2 separate regions of the Homo sapiens genome follow, and region 2 is linked to region 1. Evidence: chromatin loops called from intact Hi-C (ENCODE). Cell type or tissue: PC-3. All regions are shown on one strand. Links, peaks and the distances in the headings refer to the core of each region. The heading gives the core; the rest is flanking DNA. Region 1 overlaps FAM13A (family with sequence similarity 13 member A). Region 2 overlaps FAM13A (family with sequence similarity 13 member A).

Region 1 (2,924 bases), core at 274-2,773:
TTTTCCAAAGAGGAAAGAAAGGAGGTGGGAAAAACAGAGAGTTTCACAGAACAGGGAGTTTGGCTGCAATCTGAGTAAGGGGTGGTCAGCTGCAGGGAGGCTCCAGAGTGGTGGGAGCAATGGGTTGCATGGTTTATCAACCAGGAGTCACTGCTATTTGGTGGGCGGGGAGAGCGAGAGAGAGAGCATATGTGTCAACTCAAAGAGTCATCTAATAAACTGTGTGGACTTTAATTTCATCACATGACTAGAAGTTAGTGAAATATTTGTGGGATGTGCACCACTCAGAACACACATCAACCTTTCTGGCCACTGAAATGTGAGTGCATAATAGTCCCAAATTGACAGCAATCTAAATGTTCATTAAGAAAGAATTAGGTAAATTCCAAAACATAAGGGAATACTATGACAACTACTACAACAGTGGTATAAAGATTAACGTTAGTTGACATGGAAGATGTTCATGACATATTATTTAAATAAGATTAGTAACACAGTAGCATGTATGAATATTTCCTATATGTAAAAATGCATTTTAATTTCTGTGTAGAGATTTCTAAAAGGATGTTCAGAAAAATATCAATGGGTCACTAGGTGACTTTTACTTTTTTTCTTTTTGCCTTTTTGGGTATAATTTTAATTATTTACAAGAAGCAAGTATCATTTTTATGAAACTAATGTTACTTAAAAAAAATTTAAAATTGATGAGGTTATATGCTTCTGTGAAGCTTAACAATGTGATAACGGTGTCATTAACACACCCAGACCCAACAAACAACTTTTAATAAGATATTCCCTTGCTTTACAACAATGGGTTGGCCACCCAAAGAGAGATTACTAAGAGTTTCATTTAAAATCTTTTTTTTTTTTTTTTGAGACTGAGTTTCGCTCTGTCGCCCAGGCTGGAGTGCAGTGGTGTGATCTCAGCTCACTGCAACCTCCATCTCCCAGGTTCAAGCGATTCTCATGCCTCAGCCTCCCTGGTAGCTAGGATTATAGGCACCTGCCACCATGCCCAGCGAATTTTTGTATTTTTATTAGAGACGGGGTTTCATCATGTAGGCCGGGATGGTCTCGAACTCCTGACCTCAGGTGATCCACCTGCCTCGGCCTCCCAAAGTGCTGGGATTACAGGCATGAGCCACTGCACCCAGCCCATTTGAAATCTTTTTAGTAGGGATGAGATAATACCTCTATAGAATGGCTGCAAATTTCCCTGGAGTAATAAGACAAGGGTCTCTTTTCAAAGACTTTTAAAAACCACCACAATTATATTTAATAGCTCCTTGTTTATATATTTTAGGGACCAGTCTATTAGTTGCTGCTAAAACTTATAAATAATATGGTAAGATACTTGTATTATTTGAAACATACTATACTCAATTTAAGAGTGTTTCAAGCTTGCAGGCACCCACTTTACTTAAGTACCAGTGTAAACAGGTCAGCTGATGGGTGTGTCACTGAAGAAATGAATGTTCAGTGTAAACAGTTTGGGGTACAGTACACTCCTCAGGCAGGTCCCACTGAACAATAGCACTAAAGAAAAAGAAAAGTTGTAAACAACTCCCCATGCGCCAAAAAACTCAACAGGTTTGACTTCATTTAACCCAAGCAAAAACTTCTGAACAGTCAACATAAAGTAGCTGCAATCTGCCTAGTTAGATTAGGCAATAGGATGTAGTCACAGAGTGGATCTGCATTTCTTTCATACGGCTGAGAATAATGAGAAGAGTTAACTTAATGTATATGTAAACAGCTGGCTCAATTCAGTCCAAGAAATATTTACCAAACACTTATTGCTTTCTTTGCCTGTGGGAAGTACTTCAGAGAATACCATGGGTAAGGGCAAGATAGCCTCTCCCCTAAAGGAGCTTATATTATGGTATAAATAACATAATTAATAGAATGTTTCTATAAGAAAGATACAAACTAATGCAGGTAGGTCATTGTGTATTTTTGGAGGTAGTCTGTTGTTTTGGGATTAAAAAAATATTATTAGGAAAGACCTCCTAGAGGAGGTAGTATTTGATATAGGATTTAAGGACTGGGTAGCATAATTATTAAACTAGATTTTTCTGGAAATTTTTTTTTTTTTACACAGCACCATCTAGTCATAATGAATCACCACACTAGCACATAATGAATCATAAACTAACATGTAATGAATCACCAAACTAACATACACTCTGCTCTTTTTTTTTTTTTTTTTGGAGTCTCACTCTGTCACCCAGGCTGGAGTGAAGTGGTGCTACCTTGGCTCACTGCAACGTCCACATCCCTGGTTGAAGTGATTCTCCTGTCTCAGCCTCTGGAGTAGCTAAGATCACAGGCACGCACCACTGCACCCAACTAATTTTTGTGTTTTTAGTAAAGACAGGGTTTCACCACATTGGCCGGGCTGGTCTCGAACTCCTGACCTCAAGTGATTCGTCCGCCTCGGCCTCCCAAAGTGCTGGGATTACAGGCGTGAGATACCGCGCCCGGCCCACTCTGCTCTTCTTGATAAGACAAAATATATAATAGAAAATCTAAAAAGATATATTTGTGTGCTGGTATTAGTTTTCTTAAGGCCTCTTCTGACATAATGGGGGGAAAATCACACAGTACAACTCTACATCTTTTACGTCTTCTTTCCTTTTATAATTGAACAGGCAAGACTAAGGCAAGACCTTACCAAATATGATAAATGGTACAATTTGAGCAGCTGTAGCATTCCTGTTACAGACAATGAGCATTAGGCCATTCCTCACCAAGTGGAAGAAACAGTGCCTTTCACTGAGAGAGAGACATAGAAAGGAAAGGCATCTGCTGATTACTCATGAACTATATAAGGTGATCCAAAGTAGACTCTGGGTTTGTTGCTGTGCAGACAGCACTCCCAACTCTAGGATGGTCCTCTATCAACAAGAACACAGCAGACTTCT
Region 2 (2,924 bases), core at 89-2,588, 97 kb before region 1:
AGATGGTACGCGGGATTTGGCCTGTGGGCCACTTTGTGCTCACCCAAATTCTAACATCATTCATTTCTTTCAACTTTTTCCTTTGTCTCTCTCTTTTTTTTTTTTTTTTTTTTTTTTTTTTTGAGACAGAGTCTCACTCTGTTGCCTAGGCTGGAGTGCAGTGGCACAGTCTGCCTCCTGGGTTCAAGCGATTTTCATGCCTCAGCCTCCCAAGTAGCTGGGATTACAGGCACGAGCCACCATGTTCCACTAATTTTTGTATATATATATACATTTTTTGAGATGGAATCTTGCTCTTATCCCCCTGGCTGGAGTGTAATGGCATGATCTTGGCTTACTGAAACCTCTGCCACCTGGGTTCAAGCGTTCTCCTGCCTCAGCCTCCCGAGTAGCTGGGATTACAGGCGCCTGCCACCATGGCCCAGCTAATTTTTGTATTTTTAGTAGAGACGCGGTTTTGCCACTTTGGCCAGGCTGGTCTTGAACTCCTGACCTTGTGATCTCCCCATCTCAGCCTCCCAAAGTGCTGGGATTACAGGCGTGAGGCACTGCGCCCGGCCTAATTTTTGTATTTTTAGTAGAGACAGGGTTTTGCCATGTTGGCCAGGCTGGTCTAGAACTCCTGACCTCAAGTTCAGCCTGCCTTGACCTCCCAAAGTTCTGGGATTATAGGCGTGAGTGACTGTGCCCGGCACTTTTGCTTCTATTTTTGCAATCATCAAAGGGCCAACCTTGCACATAAAATTTGCTATTTATTTTAAATTATTAGATCTGACCCAACTGTATCTACATAATTAACTTTTCAAATATGCACAGTCCAGAATACAAAAAAAAATCCTCAATTCCAATGGAAATCAGGAACATTTTATATTCCAATCAAGGAAATACCAATCCACATCTATCATGTAGGTAAATATTTAAGGTTGATAGTGCCCTATGCTTGATAGTTTGTAGAGCAGTTGGAACCTCTATACTTTATTAGTGAAAATACCATTAAATAGAATGTTTTAGAGAGAAATATGGCGACATACACTCTTCCTGAAAATGTGTGGAGACTTTAATATTTCACTCCTACCTACATACCCTGATGAAATGTTAATATAATTTTTTAAACTTTTTAAATTAAAAATTGAACATAATCTAAATATGGGCAAAGGGTACATACATGTGGCATAGTCATAGAAGATAATATCATAAAGCAGTTAGGTAAATATACAGTAGATTCTCATTATGTGTGGTAGTTATGTTCTATAAAGTTGCCATGAACACTGAATTAGTAAATACCGAATCATTGCCCCTAGAGGAAATACAGGTTCCTGTGAGCCTCTGGTCACATTTTTCTCAAATGATCAAGACATAATGTTGTTTTGTGTGTCTTTCTGTGTTTAAATACACCTTATTTAATATACTTGTTGGTTTATTAACACCAAACTCACAACTAACAGTGCTGTAACTCATGCCTGAACAAAGCTTATCTTAAACACCTGTCCTCCACTTATCCTCCGGAAGTCACATCACAGCCTTCTTGTGCTTTAGAAACATTAGACAGCCCTTCAGCATACACTTGGGAACCATTTTAAAGAGGGAAATTATGAACAGAAAGCACAACATGTAAAAAAACATGACTAAATAGAACACGAAAAGGACACCTGTTTACAGGATGACAGCTGTCAAGAAGGAGGGTCATCACCTTATTTGACCTTGGCTGAGAATATGCATTTCTCATTACGTGTATTTTTTGCCTCCTGGCATGTTCACAAATGACTGCAAAAGGACTGTTAAGTATTGACTTTGGGGTTACCAGTACATTTGAGCGCGTAGGCAAATTCACAAATATAGAAGACACAAATAATGAGGACTACTGTACTATATTTTGCATGTTTCAACATAGATCTATCTTAAAAAAACACTGAGGTGAATGAAGCAAGTTGGAGAAGGATATGTACAGCATGATACTTCAACAAATTTATATATAATTTCAGGGATATGTGCACATGTGATAGAAATATAAAAACATTTAGGGAAATGGTAGATACCAACTTTAGGATATGGGTATGTAGGGGGAGAAAAACTAACAACAACAGTTAATTGAAAAGAAAAGTGGTGGCTCAAAGGGCAACACGCAATGGAAATGTTATTAAAAACTATAAATGCTTTTTGAAACTTCAAGGAAAATAATTACATTTTATTGTACTGAAACTCACTTCTAAAGTTTCCAAACAGAGAAGTTAAGATTGATTTTGCCAAGGATGTTAAAATATCAATACTAAACTTGCCTCTGTTTTCTGATCTTGAAAAAAAAGATGATCTGCAGGCAGTTTTTCATTTTTGCTAATTTCTAATCAATAAATATGCTGCTGTGCTTTATCTGCCTTGTCAAACTCTATAATGAATACCCAAACAAAAATTTTTCATGCTGGTCTTAGCACTTCATGAGCGGAGGCCCCAACATTATCTTAAAATCTCACAGACTCCATGCCCCCAAAAACTTATCCTCTTCCCAGTCATCGAGTAAGTGCCTTTTCCTTTGGTTCTCTCCTTGATGAAGGCACGAACCATCCACCCACTTGGATCTGGAAGTCATCCCTCTATGTTTCCTTGCCACTTACCAAGTCCAGCTTTTATCTGTTTACTTTCCTTCCCTACCTATCACTTTAGTTTGGGCCCTTCCCACTTCTCATTTGGATTATAGCTTCCTAACTAGTCTCCCTTTCAATCCACTCTCCCTCTTGCCAGGGGTGATCTGATCTTATCTCCAGATTAAAACTGTTCAGTGGCTTTTCACCTCCTATAGTCTATAATCCATACTCTTTGGTCTCACATTAATGGCCCCAGACTATTTCCGCAGGTTCATTGCCTGCTGTTTTCCTAGACACACCGCACCCTGTAAACCAAGATTTATACATGTCTATAAACATGCACTT

The links. A loop is a pair of places that touch in the nucleus more often than their neighbours do. Peaks named below come from ENCODE experiments on the same cell type or tissue, not always from the same donor. Only the 100,000 strongest peaks of a DNase experiment are listed, where the experiment ranks them.
Region 2: a loop joins it to region 1, with 12 times the contacts of the local background. A loop is called at or near these places in 1 of 110 quality-filtered maps.

Annotation. Positions count from the first base shown.
Region 1 is chr4:88,962,442-88,965,365 of GRCh38, forward strand. The region is part of intron 4 of FAM13A (family with sequence similarity 13 member A); the gene reads right to left. Among named protein-coding and RNA genes, the nearest start is that of FAM13A, 93 kb to the right of the region's middle. In PC-3, for the core only: no CTCF peak of the experiment used is centred there; a DNase peak (open chromatin) is centred at 1,580; H3K4me3 peaks cover 520 bases; H3K27ac peaks cover 1,857 bases.
Region 2 is chr4:88,865,786-88,868,709 of GRCh38, forward strand. All of the region lies in intron 6 of FAM13A (family with sequence similarity 13 member A), which reads right to left. Among named protein-coding and RNA genes, the nearest start is that of FAM13A-AS1, 160 kb to the left of the region's middle. In PC-3, for the core only: no CTCF peak of the experiment used is centred there; a DNase peak (open chromatin) is centred at 1,306; H3K4me3 peaks cover 397 bases; H3K27ac peaks cover 2,334 bases.